Linked DNA regions of Homo sapiens: region 2 is linked to region 1. A link is a contact called in ENCODE Hi-C or POLR2A ChIA-PET data. All regions are on one chromosome and are shown on one strand. Each heading gives the region's core, a stretch centred on a gene start or an enhancer-like site at or near the end of the contact. The rest is flanking DNA. Distances are from core to core; before and after follow the strand shown. Region 1 has its middle 36 kb from the start of MLN. Region 2 overlaps LOC105375026 (a long non-coding RNA gene).

Region 1 (5,462 bases), core at 1,773-4,272:
TTCCCACATCCTCTCCACATGGCACAAAATGGCTCCAGCAGCTCCAGCACTCACCATCTGTATCCATTTCTGGGGATGCTATAACAAATTACAAGAAACTTGGTGGCTTCAAACAATAGAAATTTATTCTCTCACAGTTTTGGAGGCCACAGGTCTGAAATCAAGTTGTCTGCAGGGCCACGTGCCTTCTGGGGACTCTAGGGAAGAGGCCGTGCCTTGCCTCTGTCAGCATCTGGTGCTGTCAGCATGTCCTGGCTTGTGGCCACATCTCTGTCTGCTCAGTTTTCACATTGCCTTCTCCTTTGTGTCTAACTTCTCTGTGTGTGTGTAAAGGATACTTGTGATGGCATTCGAGACCTACCCAAATTATCCAGAATAAGCTTCTCCTTCCAAGATTCTTAACTTAATTATATCTTTTGCCATATAAGGCAACATTTGCTTTTTTGGCATGTAAGGTAATATTTGCAGGTTCCAAGTATTAGGAAGTGCATATATCATTGGGAGAGAGGCATTTTCTTCAGTCTACCACACCGTCCTTTACAGCTCAAATCCCAGAGGACCAGTTCAGGCAAAAGTCTCAGGAGAGGGCTCTAATTAGCCAGCTTCCATCATGTGCCCACTATTCGAGAATTGATGCATAATATAGTTTGGCAAGAATGTGGGTGTGTGTGGGAGATAGCCTGGAACGGTTTGCCAGGGGTGAGCCTCAGAAAGCCTCCGAGACAAGGCTGAGGCACTGGGGCTCCATTTAGCAGGTCACGGGGGAATGGGAGGTGTCCAGGGGTGTTCAGCAGGGGAACCCTCCAGGGACAGGAGAGAGGGGAGCTGCAGGGAGGCCTGGGGGAGGTGGCTGGTGTGGTGATGAAGGTAGAGGAGTGGGTTGAAAGGTAGGAATGACAAGCAAGGGCCACATCTGAGAGGAGTCTCAGGGGATGGAGCAGCAGATCTCATAGACTGGGGAGGGGGCTGTGACACAGACAGGGAAGGCGGCAGGAGGCAGTAGTTTGCGGGCAGAGGGAGGAGGGGTCATTCCCTTGGAGACATCCTGAGTTGAGGCGATGGAGATGAGTCCTTCATTAGCTTTTGAGGCTCTGTGAGGCTCTGTGAGGCTCTGGCCAAGTCGACCCTGAAGTCAGACTGGGCTAAGATCTTCTCCAAGGCAGAGGAGCAGAGAGAGCCTGTCTTGTCTTCCTGACACATTGTGGAATGCAGCCTCCCTTTCCCGGGTCTCCCTGCGGATTGCATGCCAGGGCAGGCGGGTGTTTGGCCTGGAGTGTGTGCTCCCTCCCACCTCCCCGCCTCCCCACGCCTGCCGGAGTGGTAGTTCCTTCATCTTCCAGGAGCGGGGAGTAGCAGCAGATGAACTCTTTAACAAGCAAAAGGGAGAGAGCAGTTCCACAGGCAAGGGTTTCTGCTGAGGGAGCTGCAGCCACAAGGCCGAGCAGCTCCTGGGGTTGGCATCTCTCAACCCCTCAGTCCTGCCCTGGGCTAGCAGCCTGCAGGCAGGGCCCCCTGTCAGGGGGAACTGAGCCTCAGTGCACCTCACCCCAGCGAAAGTTCCCCCAGGGAACCTGCAGCCACAGTGTTTGTGTCACAACTGTATTTTGAAGAGAGGGACATTCTAGGTACTCCGGTTTTATTAATACAAGATGCTGGGATCCCCAGAAATTAGCTCAAGGAGAGACAAAGACTTCAGCCTCCCCTGAGAGCTGATCAGAGATGGCTGTGCTGACCCAGGGTAGGTAGAGACTGGGAGTGGGTGAGGTCCACCCCACCACTGACTTCCCCACTGGATGGAAGCCTCCGTGGCTGCTGGCTGCTCCTGTTATAAGAGGCCCTGTGAGAATGTAGGGAGAGCTGGGCTTCATCTCACAGCCCCTAAGATCCACCCCCACTCCTCTTCCCCAGACAGGCACATGCACGTGCATACGTGCGCACACACGCAGAGTCATGCACCTCGCTCTTCAGTCCTCGCTCCCCTTCCACTGCCCCTCCTGTGTTTACACAGCTTCCCCCCAGGCGAGGCCTTAACTGAGAGCAGTCAGCCCACACTGGCTGCAAAAGATGGGCCACGTCGGCCTGTGGGGTCTCTTGGGAATCTGGAATTGGGCTCTGAGATATGTGCTTGGACTCAGCATCCATTCCTTGCCTTCTGCTGCTGCAGAGGCTACAAAGCTAACAACAGTGTGGCTCCCGTGCACCTAGGGTTTTTGTTAATGAGCTAGGTTCTGCTGAATGCAGACACCCACATGAGGCCTGCAGGGCAGAAGTGAGGCAGAGCCAGCTTCCTCATCCGTTAGCTATTCGCCGGTGGCAGGTAGGCTCATGGACACACGAATTTTCCTTCATGGCATTCCAATGTCCAGGCACCAGCTTTATGGGGCCCAGACGTCATATGGTGGTGACAGCAGCTTCAGACGATGGATGGCAGCTAGAGTGGTGTGTTCGGTGGTGGCTCTGATTCCTCCCCTTCCTGATGGGGCCAGTTCAGCTGTTCCATACTCATTCCTGGGTGCAAGCCTAATGCCAACTGCTACAGCACCTCCAATGACTTTTTAAGCACCTAATTCCCCATGTTAATTGCCTCTCTGCTTCAAATCCCCACATGCCTTCTGTTTCCTGCACTTAAACCCTGATTGAAACAGATACAAACGCACTTTGTACAAACAGTCGGACTTTTAGCACTAATCTAACAGGTCATGAGAGGCCCAGGCCAGGGCAACCAGGAAGGGCTCCACAAAAATGAAATCGGGAGCACAGAGGTCTGCAGAGAGGGCCCCCCTACACACACACACCCCTCCCATGCAGAGGGGAGCTTTCTCCCTTCCTGATGCTTCCGCATTTGGGGTCCTGGGCCACAGGTAACCTTGTGTGACATGATAACATATAGGAATGTTAATTCATATTCCACGGCTCCTCTCCATCCCCAACCTTGGCCGCTTCCGTTCAGTAGTCAGCAGGACAGCTCAGCTGTAGTCTCAAGGAAGAGATGACTCAGCATAAAGAGAGAGACAGCAGTCTGTGCTTGGGTTCTGAGTTTCCAAACCCAGGCCTCAAGGGGAAACGGAAATGACTCATGTGGATAAACAGTTTGGTAGCTTGGGGGCATGTGGGATGACAGAGAGCAAGTGTGGCATCTTCCTCCCCTCTTCCACGCACACACAGAGGTTTCTGGATCCAGAGTTAAGGGAGAGGCAGGGGAAAGTAAGCAGGGTCTGGATAGTTTGGCCTCTCAGAAAGATGAGTCCTGAGGTTACCTGGGACCTTTCAGCTTGGCTCACTCTGCTACCTCATTGGGTTGCTCAAGGTCCCAATTCCAAATTCCTTGCATCTAATTGGCATAGCTCATCTTTTTCAGGCAGGTCCCAAGTCAGAGGTCAGGGCCAGGCTATGAGGAGATAGTCTGGCTCACGTGACCGCCTCTGGCCTAATCAGCTGTGGCCAGGAGCTGCGTCACATGGACTGAGGAATGGGGTGTCTGAGGCTGGGCAGGGCAAAGGCAGGGAGAGGGTTCTCCTAGAACGGGAACAGCTCCTGGCACGGAGAGACAGTACCTCAAGGCAGGGCCTGCAGGTTATAGGTGTTTTGGTGACTCCTTCACCTCATCAGTCTGTAATGGAGCCACTAAGGTGTCAGCTCCAGGAACTAGGAGTTGCGCCAGATGGAATATTTATTTGCTTTTGAATTCTTCCGTGTTGCAAGAAACTACTGCTTTGTTAAGAATTCCAGGTATTCCAGCTGTAAATTTCATGCTCCAGTCTCTGTTAATGCAGTGCAAGTTTGGGCCTGTCACCTGATTGTACTGTGCCTCAGTTTCCCAACTTATAAATAATACACCTCTTGGGAGGCTTCTGTGAAATTCATCAGCATAAAAATGCTATGGAAAAGCCTAAAGGAGACCCTACAAATGCAAGGAATGGTCAGTCCTCCTCCTCCCTGTCTCTCTTCCAGTTAGGTCCCCAGTCCCAGGCCCCCACTCCCATGCTACCCATGGCCCCCTCAGACCCTAGGTGGAGAGAGGAGGAGACCCCTTCACCCCTGGGGCAGGCACAGTGAGGGGCCCAGGCTGGGCAGGGCAGTGAGGTTCTGATGAGCCTTTCCTGTGATGGATGGCCCGCCAGCTGGAGCTGCAGTTCCAATTTGCTCCACATTTGGACAGCGCTTTACCCACAATTCAGCTTCTCAGGCCCACAAATCACTCTGCACAATCAGACCAAGGAGGCAGTGGGGAAGACAGGAGAAAGAGGTCCAGCAGCTCCTGGAGGACCCCGGGCTGGGGAGAGGGGCTGTGGGGTTGGAGTGCACACTATGTGAGGTCTGGATCCATCCTGGGCCCCCTTTCCTTCCAAGCCCATCTCCTGCAAGCTCTAGCCACCCCACGGTTCCAGATGGCATGCTTCATTGGGTCCTAGCCTTGTGCCCTCTTCCCAGCCCCCACTTCCCCCTGGAAACAAGAACAAGGATCCCTGCACTTATTGTCCCACTGCCCCAGACCATCTTCTGTCCAGCCCAGTGCAGCTCCAGCTATGTTGCAGAATCTCCAGGGCCTCCCACTGCCTCCCACCCCTCCATGGGACAGACCCACGCCACTTCCAGACCATAGAAGTTAGGACTAGTCAAACAGTCATTCACTCATCCTTTCACTTATTCCTTCCAAAAACATTGATTGAACATTCACTATGTCACAATGGTGAGCAAAACCTTGGAGCCCGTAGTCCAGTGACATTAACGAAACAATTAGAGAATTGTACAACTTCAAACCAAGACAGTGGCTGAGGAGAAAAAGATCCTGGGAGCAATGAGGGCATGGAAGTGAGGGGTCTACCAGGGTCTATGGTCTCTCTTAACTCCCTTCCTTTCAAGCTTTGTTTAGGCTCACCTCCTCCAGGAAGCCTTCCCTGATTGCTGCATCCATCTATTATTAATGGGTACTTCATGGTGGGTCTCTGGATTCAAGACCCTTCCGGTGTCTTGCCTTTCTGTTAAGTCCCCCATAGGTGAAGACACTCTGAATACACAGGGTCGGCCTACCCAAGTGTGGCCTAGGTACCACCAGTGCCTCCTCAGGACTCAGCTCAGAGGCTTTCTCCACCAGGAAGCCTTCCCTGGCATGTGACCTGGTCCTGGAGACCCTCTTCTGGCCTCCACAAGTCCCTGGACCCAGAGGGCATTGGCACTGCCCCCCTCACCTCCACCAAATGCCTCAGGGGCACCAGCTTTACTCTAGGGGATGCAAAGAGCTCTCCTGCAGTCCTGTGCCTGCCCCCTTCTTCCCCCATCTCTGCCCTCTGCTAATGATGATGTAGAGGCACAGAAAACAGGCTTTGATCTACAGTAGCTGCCTCCCTTCATGAAGGATTTCCCTGCCTCAGACATCCCTTTCCCTGGGTTGGTCTTGGTGTTCCGGGGTTCATCTCACCAAAGGCCCAGTGCTGCTGTTGCTGCGAGTGAACTGGGGAGGT
Region 2 (5,120 bases), core at 1,193-3,692, 75 kb after region 1:
GCTTCTCCTTAAGGAGGAGGCCTCTGCTCCACCCTCCATTCCTCCTCCCCTGGGCCTCTCTCCCTTTCTCCCTGTGAGATCTTCTGCTACTCCAGCCACAGGAGGTATAGATCCATTCCCAGAACAAAAACTGTCTGGCTGCTCCTGAAACACTTTTTCTCCTATGCACTACTGGCTCATCCTCATGCCTCCAGCTCAGCTTAGACATCCCCCTTGAAAAGGTCTTCTCTGAGTTCCTGTGGCTCCTGGGCCCATGCCCAAGGCTGCCCTGTCACACTGGTCCCCGTATTTTCTTCACAGCACTTATCATTGTCTGAATTTATCTCATCCACCTCTTCTCTTTGTTGGGTATCTCTCTTGCTTCCTTAGAAGGGAAGCTCCATGCAGGGTTGTGGTCATTCTCGACCATGTTGTGCCCCAGCTTCTAGAACAGGGCCCACATAGACAGTGGCCAGTGAGTATTTGTTGAATGGATGAGTGGGTGGATGACAGCACTTGGGAAGGCACCAAGTCTCAAGTGGGGTGGGATTGGGGTGGGGTCCTAGCAAACCTCCTTGTCTCTCATCCAGGACAGAATAGAGCTGTCCTGTGGGGGAGCTGCTCACTGGGGAGAGGGCCTGTTGGGCCCTGGTAGAAAATCCATTCTGGGCCTGGGCCGGCCACTGCTTGCCCCCTGACAGATGGTATGCTAAGCAATCTGTGAAATGGGATGCAACACAAGTTTCATTTGAGCCTGAACCCCCAGAGGCAGGGAGAAGAAGAACCAAAAATGTGTAGTCCTGCTCCCCTACCCAGGCACAGGCCTGGTGCCCTCGAGGGCCAGACAGTGCAGAGGGGACTCTGAGGGTGGGGGAGAGAGAGGCGTGGTCCCCGGCCTCTGATGGAGTGGGAAGTGTGGTGCTGTGCACAGTGAACCTATGGGGTTTACTAGACAGTGGCCTGTCTAGCAATGGGCAGCAGGGAGAGAGCAGGGTTTCCAGACAGGCCTTTAGTTAGGTGCCCAGGCACAGGCAGGGCTGTCACACCTGTCTGCCCCGGCCCCCGAGCATTTTGGGGATTTTGGATGGTGGCTCACCCTGACCTCTTTCCAGCTTTAGCACGAGAGTCCCAGCCCCATTTTCTTTCCTAGCTAACTGTACCATCACTGCCACATCAGGGCCCCCAATACAATAAGGAGTTAAAGGAAAAGAGGCTACCTTGAGATCCCCCTCTACCCGCCAGCCCACAGGGTTCCCCCACCTCAGAGTTCAGGAAGTATTGGTAAATGGAGGCAGGAGTGGGGCAGGGATCCTCGGGGGAAGATCTTAAGAACTTCACCATGGAATTAGCTGATGACACTGGTGTCTTTCTTCTAAGGGGTGCCTATCCTTTTTCTATGCTTGCTAGGGAGCTTGAATCTTTTCTTTTTAAGAGAGAAAATTTCTGGGCTTGGGAAAGAGGAGCCTCAAGCTGACACTGGTCTGAGTGGGAAAATTTGGGGCTGAAGTCCTTCCCTTGAAAATGTGTCTGCTGGGCAATGCTGAGCAAAATTCCACAAAGGAGAGAAAGGGTGGAGGAGGGCAGATTGCCCTTCACCTACCTCTGCGTCTTCTTTGCCTGCCCAGCCTTAGCTGGGCCCCACACCACTAATGGAATTTCCATCCTCATCCCATAGCATCCCCAAAGAACATTCAAGTCTGAGCCTCAAGGAGCCTCTGCGACTCGGTGTCTAGATCCAGGAAATGGAGAATGAGCCGTGACTTTGGATGCTTCACTCTTGTCCATCAGGCTCGGAATTGGTGAGCATCTCCCACATTACCGTCTCCAACGGAACAAGGTGCCCCATTGGACATTTCCTCTGCATGGACCAGCCATTCTCCAAATCTGCCCCCATGTCACCCCAGCTCCCCATCGCAGTCACTTCTCACTCCTTGTCCCCTGTCCCCCTGAGTGACAGGACTTTTGCCAGTTAGGTCCTGTCCCTGTTTCTGATCTTGGGTCCATTCCCCATGGTCCCTTTCTTGCTTGTGCCTTGGGATCTCAGGCCTGTTGAAGTAGGAGGCAGGACTCAACTTCAGACCAGATTGAAGACTGGCTGACACAGAAGAGGCACCAAAAGCACCTCTCTCTCCATAAGACATGCCCACCAGTGCCATGACAGTTTACCATTGCTATGGCAATGCCCAGAAGTTCTCACCCCTTTTCCAGACATTTCTGCATAATCTACCCCTCAATTGGCATGTGATCAAAAGTGGGTGTCAAAATGACTGTGGAACTGTCCCTGAGCTGCTACTCTTGACATGCTGGTTACAGGGTAGCCCGGCTCTGCAGGGACAGTCACGGAGCTGAAAAACTGCTGCCTAATGAAGCTGTTTTCTTCTACCACCGGCTCACCCTCAAATTATTTCCTGAGCGAACTCAAGAACCTTCCTGGGCTAAGCCCCAATTTTGGGGCTCGCCTGCCCCTGCATCACAGCTTCCTCTTCTGTTCACAGCTGCAACCGCCTACTCAACCTTCTGCGGTTCCTCTCCCTGCCCCTCCACAGTGGCTGCTGATGGGAGCTCTGGCTCCCTGCGTTTTCACTATCTCCCAGTCAAATGCAGAGTCCCTGTGCAATTTAAATGCTTCTCAGCTAAGAACAGAGAAGGGGATAGCATAAGGATATTCAAAAGATTCAAGAAATCTCAAAAGTGATCACAAAACATTTGTCTCTGACCAACCAGAAACATCGACGGGTGAGAAGGGCATTTCCTCTAGCTGAATTCTTCATGGGTCTTCAGGCTCTGTTTTCACTTTGGATTTTCTGGAGTCTCCTGAAGGTTACCTGAAATCTTGTTGGTCCTGAATATTGTATGTGGAGTCCCAAGCTGCAAGAAGTCAGTGGGGCTGGACGGGAGCCAAAATCAGAGACTCAAGCAGCACAGCTGGGCCCCATTGAAAGTGAGACCAGCTGTCCCAGTTGGAAGCTGGGGTATAGAGCTGGGGATGGGTGGAGGCAGTGACAGGCTCCATGTATTGGTCATTCAGACTCCCCAGTAGCCTCAGGACCCAACTCCCACAGGTCAGAGAAGACCTGGTGGAGGGCCTTATGCAAACCTCAGTGGGTGATGCAGGAGGGAGTTTTCTGAGCAGGAATGCCAACAAAAAAGGCCTTCAAAGGAAGGCCCTGCTTGGGACAATCCTGCCTCTTTATGGTCTGGTTCACAGGTTCCCCTGGGTGGGGTAATGGAATCCAAGCTAAGGTGTCTGACTTCAAAAGTTTTCAGAAATGCCACTTTTGTAAGCATCAGGGATTGGGTTTTCTGAGATGCAAAACATCTTTGTTAAGGGGTTAAAGCATCCTTAAGCTGTTTAGGTTTCTGGGGATACATAGACTTAGGAAGTTAGAGCAGGTGAAGTTGAGGGGGATGGGAACTAAGAATTAGCTCAAAATAGTCACCAATGCAGAAACCCAGGCACTTGGGACCCTGACAGTGGGGAAGGCAGAGGAGTAACTGTGGGGACTTGGGCACCCTATTAGCAGAATGGGGTAACAGAGAAGGCAAGAATTGCTTCCCAGGAGACTGGGCTGGGAACAGGAAGGGGACTAAAATGCTGTCCCTGGCTGAAGAGTGTGGAGGTATAGAGGAGCTGGTAGCAGGGCTCTGAATCCATACACGAGAGCAAGGACCAGTGGTTTCAGGGTGGGATAGGGCTTTGATGTCTTCATGGACTTAGGGTAATATTCACCACCATGGTGAATTCCACAAAGGAGAATTCACACAAAGGTCTCGGACCAGCCAGTTTCCATGTGAAAAAGCCATCTGGGAGCAAGGGAACAAACCCAGGAATACAACTGTATTGGGGGAAATTCAGCCAGACATAGGGCAAAATTCACCCCCAATATTTCATGTAGGTTCTTTTCTATTTTCCGTAAGTGTCGGCCGGTCTGAGAAATAAAGGGACAGAGCTCAAAAGAGAGAAATTTTAAAGCTGGGTGTCTGGGGGAGACATCACATGTCGGCAGGTTCCGTGATGCCCCCCGAGCCGTAAAACCAGCAAGTTTTTATTCGTGATTTTCAAAAGGGGAGGGGGAGTGTATGAATAGGGTGTGGGTCACAGAGATCACATGCTTCACAAGATAATAAGATATCACAAGGCAAATGGAGGCAGGGCGAGATCACAGGACCACAGGACCGGGGCAAAATTAAAATTGCTAATGAAGTTTCGGGCATGCATTTTCATTGATAACATCTTATCAGGAGACAGGGTCTGAGAGCAGACAACCGGTCTGACCAAAATTTATTAGGCGGGAATTTCCTCGTCCTAATAAGCCTGGGAGCGCTATGGGAGACTGGGGCTTATTTCATCCCTACAGCTTTGACCATAAAAGACGGCCGCCCCCCGAAGCGGCCATTTCGGAGGCCTACCCTCAGGGACACATTCTCTTTCTCAGGGATGTTCCTTGCTGAGAAAAAAAATTTAGCGATATTTCTCCCATTTGTTTTTGAAAGAAGAAAAATATGGCTCTGTTCTGCCTGGCTCACCGGCAGTCAGAGTTTAAGGTTATCTCTCTTGCTCCCTGAACATTGCTGTTATCCTGTTCTTTTTTCAAGGTGCCCAGATTTCATATTGTTCAAACACACATGCTCTACAAACAATTTGTGCAGTTAACGCAATCATCACAGGGTCCTGAGGCGACATACATCCTCCTCATTTTACAAAGATGATGGGATTAAGAGATTAAAGACAGGCATAGGAAATCACAAGGGTATTGATTGGGGAAGTGATAAGTGTCCATGAAATCTTCACAATTTATGTTCAGAGATTGCAGTAAAGACAGGCGTAAGAAATTATAAAAGTATTAATTTGGGGAACTAATAAATGTCCATGAAATCTTCACAATCCACAATTATTCTGCCATGGCTTCAGCCGGTCCCTCCATTTGGGGTTCCTGACTTCCCGCAACACAAGTGGAGAGAGAGGTGGCCTGACATTATGGCTAAGTTGATATGGAAGCATTCTGGTTTGTTCTAGAAAAAATGAAAGAGGTGGTGCAGGTAATCATCAGCTCCTGGTTCTGTAGCAAGGCTTTTGCTGCAATCCCAGGAGGTAGCAACCTAGGCTTTGGTTCTGAAAGAAGAGGGTCTACCTTCCTGAA

Evidence for each region. A loop is a pair of places that touch in the nucleus more often than their neighbours do. ChIA-PET counts read pairs that join two places held with the same protein, here RNA polymerase II (POLR2A). Pooled maps may share reads with other maps.
Region 2: a pooled map shows a loop between it and region 1 (4-fold over the local background). The contact joins two enhancer-like sites. A Hi-C loop is called at or near these places in 6 of 168 maps with a recorded cell type or tissue (CD4-positive, alpha-beta T cell, CD4-positive, alpha-beta memory T cell, CD8-positive, alpha-beta T cell and 2 more), 5 of 37 single-sample maps with no recorded cell type and 14 of 50 pooled maps. POLR2A ChIA-PET finds 5 or more read pairs at or near these places in 12 of 52 experiments (CD4-positive, alpha-beta T cell, CD4-positive, alpha-beta memory T cell, CD8-positive, alpha-beta T cell and 9 more).

What each region holds. Positions count from the first base shown.
Region 1 is chr6:33,837,194-33,842,655 of GRCh38, forward strand. No RefSeq gene overlaps it. Among named protein-coding and RNA genes, the nearest start is that of MLN, 36 kb to the left of the region's middle. RefSeq lists enhancers at 1,823-2,757, 2,454-3,653, 3,693-4,627. Within about 2 kb of position 3,023, at least 11 of the 41 ENCODE cell types and tissues checked have a DNase peak (open chromatin) inside an H3K27ac peak, as active enhancers do.
Region 2 is chr6:33,912,434-33,917,553 of GRCh38, forward strand. LOC105375026 (a long non-coding RNA gene) reads left to right here. Exons shown (of 3, transcript NR_187841.1): 2 at 1,655-1,778; 3 at 2,024-5,120. Among named protein-coding and RNA genes, the nearest start is that of MIR7159, 16 kb to the left of the region's middle. RefSeq lists enhancers at 2,208-2,277, 2,418-2,567. Within about 2 kb of position 2,443, at least 3 of the 41 ENCODE cell types and tissues checked have a DNase peak (open chromatin) inside an H3K27ac peak, as active enhancers do.